Regions from separate parts of the Mus musculus genome. Here region 1 is linked to region 2. Evidence: chromatin contacts called from ENCODE Hi-C or POLR2A ChIA-PET data. All regions are on one chromosome and are shown on one strand. The core of a region is the stretch at or near the end of the contact, and the rest is flanking DNA. Distances in the headings are between cores, read along the strand shown.

Evidence for each region. A loop is a pair of places that touch in the nucleus more often than their neighbours do. ChIA-PET counts read pairs that join two places held with the same protein, here RNA polymerase II (POLR2A).
Region 1: a map of T-helper 2 cell shows a loop between it and region 2 (3-fold over the local background). The contact joins the promoter of Gadd45b here to the promoter of Atp5d in region 2. A Hi-C loop is called at or near these places in 1 of 37 maps with a recorded cell type or tissue (T-helper 2 cell). POLR2A ChIA-PET finds 5 or more read pairs at or near these places in 1 of 5 experiments (Patski).

What each region holds. Positions count from the first base shown.
Region 1 is chr10:80,927,455-80,932,551 of GRCm38, forward strand. It overlaps Gadd45b (growth arrest and DNA-damage-inducible 45 beta), which reads left to right and starts at 2,637. Exons shown (of 4, transcript NM_008655.1): 1 at 2,637-2,905; 2 at 2,994-3,095; 3 at 3,575-3,797; 4 at 4,079-4,750. The coding sequence starts at 2,862. The coding sequence ends at 4,192.
Region 2 is chr10:80,139,433-80,144,561 of GRCm38, forward strand. Atp5d (ATP synthase, H+ transporting, mitochondrial F1 complex, delta subunit) reads left to right here and starts at 2,883. Exons shown (of 4, transcript NM_025313.2): 1 at 2,883-3,174; 2 at 4,400-4,553. The coding sequence starts at 3,034. It also overlaps a transcript of Cbarp not described here.

The DNA of each region.
Region 1 (5,097 bases), core at 1,387-3,886, 790 kb after region 2:
GTCTAGCCCAGCTCCAACTCAGGGTGTCTTTCTAGAAGTAAGGCCTCTGGGATTTTGGTTGTGTTTTAATCATTCCTTTTGACTTTCTATGTGCATTGGTGTTTTGCCTGTATGCATGTCTGTGTGAGGGTGTCTGGTCCCCTGAAATTGGAGTTACGGATGGTTGTGAGCTGCCATATTGAACCCTGTTCCTCTGGAAGAGCAGCTAGTGCTCTTAATCTCTGAGCCATTTCTCTGCCCCTGCTGTTTGTTTTGCTTTGTCTTGTTTTGGTTTCGTTTCGTTTTGGTTTTTCGAGACAGGGTTTCTCTGTGTAGCCCTGGCTGTCCTGGAACTCACTCTGTAGCCCAGGCTGGCCTCGAACTCAGAAATTCGCCTGCCTCTGCCTCCCAAGTGCTGGGATTGAAGGCGTGTGCCACCACTGCCTGGCAACAACCAGTGTTCTTTAAGGCTGAGACATCTCTCTAGCCCCACCCCCAGGTTTAAAACAGGGTCTCATTTAGCCCAGGCTAGTCTCAAACTCACTACATAGCCCTGGATGATCCTGACCTACTGACTGATCTTCCGGTCTCTTCCTTCCTAGGGCTGGGATGACAAATGTGTACCACCATAGGGTTCGTGTGGTACAGGGGTGGAAAACAGCGCCTCACACATGCTCAGTACGTGCTCTGCCATTGAACCATTGCTACAGTCCAGCAGCCAATTTAGACTATTAAAATACACATCTAGTAAAGTTTACTTATTTGTGTGTGAGGACACAGTACACTTTGGAGTAGGTACGGAGATCAGAAGACAATTCGCAGGAGTCAGCTCGAACCCTCCATCCTGTGGAGGATGTCTTGCCCTTCATGTTTGATATTTAAAATACTGTATGTATAGATTATTCCAGGTTGGGCTATAGCGGTATGTAGATATTGGTGATGAGCTTGCTAGGCATCACGAAGTCCTGGATTCATCACCAGCATCGAAAAAAAAATTAATAAAAAAAAAATCGCTGGGCAGTGGTGGCCCACGCCTTTAATCCCAGCAAGCACTAGGGAGGCAGAGGCAGGCGGATCTCTTGAGTTCGAGGCCAGCCTGGTCTACAGAGTGAGTTCCAGGACAGTCAGGGCTATACAGAGAAATCTGTCTCAAAAAAAAAAAAAAAAAAAAAATCATTCCAAGTGTTCTCTCCCCCTCCCTTTCCGGAAGCTGCGTGAGCAGAGACCTCATGAGGCCACCAGGTGTCGCCGCCGCGCCTCTCACGCCAGGGACATTTCGCATGCTGGGTGGGTGGCGCGGAGGAAGCAGGATGCGTCACCAGACCCGGGATCGGGGGATCCGGGGATCCGGGGAACCGAGCCGCGCGGCCGAGGCCAGGACCCAGGCTGGCGGAGGAGGCGACTCAGGGTGATTCACCGGGAGCCCCCGTGCACCGTGGGAGAATCCCACGCGGGTCTATCTGCCTCGCTCGTGTCCTTGCTGTCGACTACCAGCCCTCAAGCTGTGGCTTGGAACGCCCTTGGAAGCCTCAGTTTCCATTTTGCATAATGCAGATATCAATTCCTTTGCCTGACAAATCTTGGAAAGATAAATGACACGCGTGGAAGAAGGGGCTTGTGCTTCATGCTACGCACTACAAAAATGCCAGGGACATAAGAGCGGCTGCCTTTCAGTCACCTCTCCCCGGGTCAGTACCCTTCGGGTTTTGCCACTTGGCTTCCCCCTCAGGGGTTAAGTGTGGCGAATCGATCTGAGGATAGACGGTGAGGCAGCCGGCAGGGGGCAGGGTCACTCCGCAGAGCGTCTGGAGGGCTCTTCACCTGCGCCTCCCGTGCACACGTGAAATTCTCGGGGTGCCGGGAGGAGGGAGAAAGGGTTCCGGATCTCTCCCCCTGCGATCCCTTAGTGCTCTGCAGCCAGGACCCCTGGGGCACCGCCAAGCCACCTACCACGACCACTAGGAAGCTTCCTGTGTGCCTCTCCTCCCGCGACCCTGGCCTTAGAGGGCTGAGCGTTCTCAAAGCACCTTCGTGCTGGCGATGCTAGGGTGCCTTGGTAGTTCTCACTTTGGGGAGAGGATCCCACCGTCCTCAAACTTACCAAACGTTTACTGTATACCCTAGACGTTATTTAAACACTCTCCAACTCTACAAGGCCGGCAGAACACTTAGTAAGCCTCCTGGCGCATGCACATCCCTTCTTTCAGAGCTTGGGAAAGGCTAGGGACTCTCCGGGGACAGCGAGGGGATTCCAGACAGCCCTCCCCGAAAGTTCAGGCCAGCCTCTCGCGCTGGAAACCCCGCGCGCGGCCTGCGTAGCGCGGCTGCCGGGAAATCAGGAGAGAAACTTCTGTGGTTTTTTTTTTTTTTTTTTTTTTTTTTTTTTTCTCTCTAGAGCTCTCTCTCTAGAGCTCTCTGGCTTTTCTAGCTGTCGCCGCTGCTGGCGTTCACGCTCCTCCCAGCCCTGACCCCCACGTGGGGCCGCCGGAGCTCCGAGCTCCGCCCTTTCCATCTCCAGCCAATCTCAGCGCGGGATACTCGGCCCTTTGTGCATCTACCAATGGGTGGAAAGCGCATGCCTCCAGTGGCCACGCCTCCACCCGGGAAGTCATATAAACCGCTCGCAGCGCCCGCGCGCTCACTCCGCAGCAACCCTGGGTCTGCGTTCATCTCTGTCTTCTTGGATTAATTTCGAGGGGGATTTTGCAATCTTCTTTTTACCCCTACTTTTTTCTTGGGAAGGGAAGTCCCACCGCCTCCGGAAGGCCTCCGACACTTCTGGTCGCACGGGAAGGTTTTTTTGCCTCTTGGGTTCGTATCTGGACTTGTACTTTGCTCTTGGGGATCTTCCGTGGGGGTCCGCTGTGGAGTGTGACTGCATCATGACCCTGGAAGAGCTGGTGGCGAGCGACAACGCGGTTCAGAAGTGAGTACAACAGAGGCTGAGGTCTTCTCGCCCGCCGCCTGAGGTCTGCGGGGCTGTCATCGGCTAATCTCCCCATTTGGCCTTTTAGGATGCAGGCGGTGACTGCCGCGGTGGAGCAGCTGCTGGTGGCCGCGCAGCGTCAGGATCGCCTCACCGTGGGGGTGTACGAGGCGGCCAAACTGATGAATGTGTGAGTCAGCACCCCCCTTTCTCGGGCGTGGGTGGGGGCGCCCCTCTGATGCACGCGCGCTCCAACATCCCTATAGGGCTCGGGGCTTTGGGGGACTTTCCCAGCGCTCTCGGTTTTGGGGAGTGGAGGGCGACATTTCTCAGAGAATTTTTTTTGGGGAGGAGGAAAGAGAGTCGCTGCAGAACCCTGACTTCGCAAGTTTGAGGTTTTGTGTTTTTTGTTTTGACAAGGCAACCCCAGTAACTTTGGACTATGTGCTTCCTCCCCCACCGCCATCAGTATTTGCATAGTCGGCCACCCCAGCACCCGTGCAGTACTGCGGCTGGGGGGCTGTTCTTATATACACTCCTGATGCACGATGGGTCTTGTCCACCCTTCCCGCCTGCGGTTCCTGGAGCTCATATCCCCCTATCCCACCCCGTGCACGGTGACACCCGCTCCTGGTCTGACGACCCCCTGACACTCCTTCTCTCCTGCAGGGACCCCGACAGCGTGGTCTTGTGCCTCCTGGCCATAGACGAAGAAGAGGAGGATGATATCGCTCTGCAGATTCACTTCACCCTGATCCAGTCGTTCTGCTGCGACAATGACATTGACATCGTCCGGGTATCAGGCATGCAGAGGCTGGCGCAGCTCCTGGGGGAGCCGGCGGAGACATTGGGCACAACCGAAGCCCGAGACCTGCACTGCCTCCTGGTCACGGTGAGCCCTCCCCCCCCCCACGTCTCTGTCTCTCTCTCTCCCCGCCCCACCCACCCGTCCTGGTCACCTGGGTCCCGTGTTTGTCAACATAGCTGGGCTGGCTGGTCCAGCACCAGCTCAGTGCCCAGCCATGCTTGGCATGTCCCGTGGGCTGCCTAGTCACCCTGGCAGCTATTTTGAGCCAGCCTGTTTTTCCCCAGTAGGGCCCCTGGCGCTGAACAGAGGCTCCCTACCTAACTCCTAGAACTCCCACTAAACCCTTCTTTTTCTCCCTCCAACAGAACTGTCATACAGATTCCTGGAAAAGCCAAGGCTTGGTGGAGGTGGCCAGTTACTGTGAAGAGAGCAGAGGCAATAACCAATGGGTCCCCTATATCTCTCTAGAGGAACGCTGAGACCCACTCCAAACATCTAAAGCAACTGTCGAGTTGCTGTCCCCTAAAAAAAGTAAATAAAATACATATTTGACAGCCCCCTCATCCCCCAGAACAATCCCTCAAAGGCTACCCTACCCGTGATACCTTCTGGGAGGGGCGGAGTCACCGAGACTGAGATGAGGAGAGGGGCACGTGCGCCCGCCCGCCCTCTGGGCTGTGGAGCCAGGAGCAGCACCACAGGTGGTCGCCGAGGTCGGAAGGAGGGCACCTCAGGCAAGAGGAGACTGAGACTTTAGAGCCAAGGCCTGGCAGTCCTGCAGCCAGCCTCTGCTCGCAGCCGCAGACGGTCTGGACACCGCCGCAGGGGTGGGGTGAGGCGTCCCCCACCCTGCGGGACAGTGAACTGTGCATAAGTCAGCGGAGGGCGACGACCCTCGCCGCGGGACCCGGGACTCGAGCCCGGGACTTCGCAGCTACAGCACATCTATTTTTAATATTGTGCTGAGCAAGACAGATCGCTTGCATATTTTTAAAAATTTCTACTACAGAGACATTCCAATAAACTCGTTAAGCCTTCGTGTTCTCGTTGTATTTTACCCCCGCTCCCACCGGCCCCTTCTGCCTACCCTGTGTCGCGCCATGGGCCACCAACCCTTGTTAGGAGCTCTGAGCTCAGCAGCTCTAGACGCTGCTGCCGTCTGCTGTAGGCGCCACCACCCAACTCCAGCTTCATAGCAATTAAGACGCGGGTTTATTACGAAACCTGGCGGCCCATCCCCCACTGTTACCCACCGTGCTGGAGCCCGGGTCTGAGAACGTCGGGAAGAGGACTGCAATCTCCGTCCCCACCCTACTGACCTGCCACCTCTCAATTGAAAGACCAGAGAGGTGGTGAGAACGCCTGAGGCGGCTCAGCTGGGGGC
Region 2 (5,129 bases), core at 1,633-4,132:
CCCGCTGTAGCGCAGTCCCGCCCCCCTCACCCCTGCACGACTCAGCCTACCTGGTGCTGCAATGTCCCAGAACCCGGTGCGGGCGGGGCGCATTACGCCCCTAAGCTAACGCGGGTATCTCAGGTCTCTGGGACCCTCAACTATCTAGTTTGTCACCTGCCACTCCAGATGTGCAATTCCAGTTTGCATATCCCCTTGGTTTACAAGCCATGAGATATAGGTACATCCCCATCCCCACTTGCATGTTTTTCTTTTATGCTGCTCTTTGGCAGGTTCCTTTATGGGTCCAGCAGATAGCCAGTGCTGTAAAACACCTACTGGGAACTTGCCCTCAGAACTGTGATGGTCCCGCACACCTGCATTTGTAAGGTGAAATCAAGTGGATCAGGAGCGCAAGGTCAACCTCAGCTACACAGAATTCTAGGCCAGCCTGAGCAGCACAAGACCCCTTCTCAAACAAGAGAACTGTAGTGAAAGAGCTGAGCAAACTAAGGTACCTGCGGCCGAGCCCAAGCAGCCATGTTTCATCCCTCAGTCCCGAATAGGAAAGGAAGAGTGCCTCCCCTCACAAGTTGTCCTTTGACACCCAAAGATTTGCTATCCCCTTGCCCACTAACTAAATGAATGTAATAACATTTAAACTTGCATCCATAGAGGTCTGTTATGGAATGATCCATACCTTATAACTCCTTCCACTTGCAGACAGTTCTCTTCCCGGTGGTGCCTGGGTTCGAACCCAGGGTCAGTCTCATTATAAGAGCCTATGCACCAGGCGTGGTGGGGCACGCCTTTAATCCTAGCACTGCGGAAGCAGATGCAGGTGGATCTCTGAGTTCGAGGCCAGCCTGGTCTACAGAGTGAGTTCCAGGACAGCCAGGGCTACACAGAGAAACCCTGTCTCGAAAAACCAAAAAAAAAAAAAAAGAGCCTATGCTCCCAGACCATACCTGCTTATTCCCTGCTTGGCCACACAGTCAAATAAGTGTCATCATGAAGGTGGGTCGCTTACACTGACTTCCAGGACACCATCCTCCTTTTCATTTCAGTGAAGGGGATTAATCCACAGACCCGAGGCTGGCCTGCACTACCAGGATAGACTTCCGAACCCAACCAGGTTGGTCTCAAGCTCATGAGTGTGTCAGAACACATGGATTTTCCAAATACTAAATATTCTGGGGGGGGGGGTCGTGAATTTACATGCCTTTGAAGGTCAGAGGAGGATGTCAGATCTTCTGAAGCTACAGGCAACTGTTAGCTGTCCCCCATGGGCACTGAGAATGAAGCACACGTCTCTTGGAAGAACAGTGCTCGTTGCTGATCTCTGAACTATCTCTCCAGCACCCTAGGTTTAGTTTTTAGAAGACTTGTCTGGTAAGGCACAGTGGCCATGGGGGTAGGAAGAGGACACTCACCACCGGACAAGCATGATCTTTCTAGCGTTGAGTTCTTACTTCATGGAGCATTTGAGTAGATATGGGATCCTGGGACGGGTATGGGTGTGTGTGTGTGTGTGTGTGTGTGTGTGTGTGTGTGTGTGTGTGTGCGCGCGCGCGTGTGTATCTGTTTAAGAGCTGGAGTAGGGAAGGGAATGGGGTTTCTAGCTGCCCACTGCCCAGGGAAACTGTCCAGATTATAGAGACTGGGAACTAGGTGTCTCTCATAGAGATTGATTAAGGCCAGGACTGCTGGCTTTTGAGCAGGTCTGCGTGCCAGAGTCTCTAGTTAGTAGAATAAGTTTGTAGTCTAGCTTGTAGTCTTGCATCTGCCAGGCTCTGGTTCAAGGGTGACCACGACCCTCTAGCTGCCAGCTGCTCCTCTAAGATCCAACAAAGCTAATGGCTTTCCTTCTGTTTGCCCCATCAAGCCTATGCCTGCATTTTCTGTGAACCTACGTGGTGGGGCATGGGGACCAAGAGCTGAGCGGAGGCCGGAACCTGCGTGAGTGCGGGGGCAGGGTGATGACGTCATGACCGAGAGCGAGGCTGCGCGGACAAGACTGGCGTCAGTGGGGCCCCTTGGCCGCCTGCGCACGGGCTCCTGCGTCAGTGGCACGCAGGGGCGGAGGCCCGCAGGGAGGGGACTGCGGAGAAGAGCGAGTACATCTCCAGGTTTCGCGCGCCCTCTGCCGCCATCCGGTGCACTTCTTTCCTGGCACGACCTCTCCCCAGCACGCACCGCAGCGGGCATCATGAAATTTAATTATTTATTTAGCAGCTTCTCATGATGTAGTCCTGGTTGGTCTCAAACTCATGGAGCCCCGCTTGAGTCTTCCTCCGGGGAGTTGGGATTAACTGCGCCTGGCATATGCATATATATATATGTGTGTGTGTGTGTGTGTGTGTGTGTGTGTGTGTGTGTGTTTCGAGATAGGATTTTTCTGTATAATCCTGGCTGTTGGCTGTCCTGGAACTCACTCTGTAGACCAGGCTGGTCTCAAACTCAGAAAGCCGCCTGCCTCTGCCTCCCAAGTGCTGGGAATAAAGGCACGCGCCACCACTGCCCATCTATATTTGATGCACTTTTGGAAATAGGTTGTTCCGAGTGCGGGGATTGCAAGAGTGTGTCACCGCACTCTACATTTTAATTCTTCTGTTCCAACACGTTACAGGTTTGCTTCTTCTGGGCCTCGAATGCTTGGCACCTGATATCAAGCCCATATCATTTCCGCGCAAACATTCCCCTCCTGAGGGAATATGTTCGTTTGCAGAAAGAACCGCATCCCAAGAACCCAGAGTCGTTTGCTGTTAGAAGGCGAAGAAAACTACAATTCCCAGAATGACCCACCCGGCATAGGAGGATCCCACTTCTAGGCATCACTGCAAGGGGTGGGGCCAAGGGAAAGTATACCTCCCAGAATGCTCAGCGCGTACTGCATCGCGCAGCCTTCGGAGAATCCTGTGCGCGTGCGTTCTTGTGGGAACTGCGCCTCCCAGAAGGCACCGCGCGTCGTCCTTCTCCCTCCCTGAAGGCCGCCTCGCTTGCCCAGTGTGTCGGCCGCCCGCGAAGCTAGAGTCCACTGACTTTTCCGCCACCATGTTGCCCGCCTCACTGCTTCGTCACCCGGGCCTGCGCCGCCTGATGCTTCAGGCGCGTACATACGCCGAGGCCGCCGCTGCACCTGCCCCCGCCGCCGGGCCCGGACAGATGTCCTTCACCTTTGCCTCCCCGACGCAGGTACGAACTCACATCCCCCAGACTCGTCAAGCCCCTGATCTGACCCGTGGAAGAGGTTCTCTTGTATTAGGTCATTTGTTTCATCCCCATGGGGCCCTGTGAACCTCCCCCCACCCCAGACCTCACCCCTGGATGGGGTCACCTGGACCCAGGGCTCGACCTCAGTGTTCACTGAAACTTCATGCTCCACCCCTAAGGGCGTCACCTGGACATAAGACTCCACCCTCTGGGAGGTGGATCACCTATATCTGGAACCCAGATTTTGCCTTCACAAACCCTTCTGTTTTGGGGTGTTCTAGGCTCTACACCTTGGTGGTGGTCACTCAGGCCCTGTCCTTGGGTGTTGTACCCGAGATTGATATGAACCCCAGGCTCTACTCAAGGCTTAGGTGGTGTCACTTGGAGCTAGGATGAACAATGGAGCACAGAGCAATGCCTTTGGGTTTTACATGGCTCACAGTTTCTACCCGTGGGGGATTCCCCAAGTCCCCAAGCTGTTGCCCAGATAGGGGTCACCAGTACCCAGACCTGGAGCTCTTGGAAATTGCCTGGACCCAGATCCTGAAGGAGATTTGGACTCAGAACAGAAGCCTGGCCACTGTTGGGGTCACCTGGGATTGACCGAAGCTCCTCATCCTGTTGGGTTTGCCTGGACCAAATATCCTTTTTTTTTTTTTTCTTTAAAGATTTACTTATTTATTGTATGTAAGTAAACTGTTTGTTTTCAGACAAACCAGAAGAGGGCATCAGTTCTCATTATGGGTGGTTGTGAGCCACCATGTGGTTGCTGAGATTTGAACTCAGGACCTTCGGAAGTGCTCTTACCCACTGAGCCATCTCTCCAGCCCTGGACCTAATATCCTTAATTGGATAGACCTTAGCCAAGGTTTTACCAACTTACAGCCATGCTATTTGTAAGCCTGGGTTGGTTTTACACTTTTGACTACCTCATAGCAACTTCCTGAGTGGTTGTGAGACAGCCTTTGGGTTTCTCAGAAACCCCATACCAGGGGCTGGATCAGCACGCTGCACTACACTGCATTGCCCTCTGTTTCAGTCACCTCTTCTAGACACTCTTTTAGACATAGACATTTCACAGGTGAGCAAGCTGAGTCTAATGTCAGCTCTTGGTAGTGTCTGTGTCCCATCAGAATTCCATCCTCTCTGTGCCCACTGTACAGCAGGCATGGGATAATGCCTACCCCATGGTGTACACTCTCTGCAGGTGTTCTTTGACAGTGCCAACGTCAAGCAAGTGGACGTGCCTACGCTGACTGGAGCCTTTGGCATCTTGGCATCCCATGTCCCCACACTACAGGTCCTACGGCCTGGGCTGGTAGTGGTTCACACAGAAGACGGCACCACGACTAAGTACTTTGGTGAGTGTGGCCCAGGATGCATAGACGTTCAGGTTTGAGAAGGGCAGGGAGAAAGCAAAGGGAAGAAGCTTGCCCAGCCTGCCATGACAAAGATGTGGTCATCTGGGGCACAGAGTAAAGCCAGCAGCTGACCTCGCCATAGCTGGGCAGGAAGACATGGAGAAATGACGGTTGAGGAGCTAAGCCTTTAGGGTAAGATAGCCTTGGTGTAGGAGGGAGCCGGTCTGAAGGACCCACGTTTCCGGGTTGGACTTCCATCTTGCCCCTTCTCCAGATGAAGGGGTGTGTCTTGTCTTCTCTCATATCTCATTATTTAACAATACCCACGATGGAACCCAGGGCCTGGAGCTTTCTAGGCAGGGGATACAGCCCATGGTCATCGCTGGGGGATTCCAGCCGAGGGCTCCGGGCTCCGTCCACGAGTCAGGCCCCCACACACTGTTGTTCTGTATGGTTATGTTTGGGCAAGTACCAGAGCAGGCGTGGCGGTGAAGGTGGGAAGGATGTGTGCACACATGTGACGGAAGGACATTGGTGGCACCCTCCTTCATAAGCTCTTTCTGTCTTTGTTCCTTT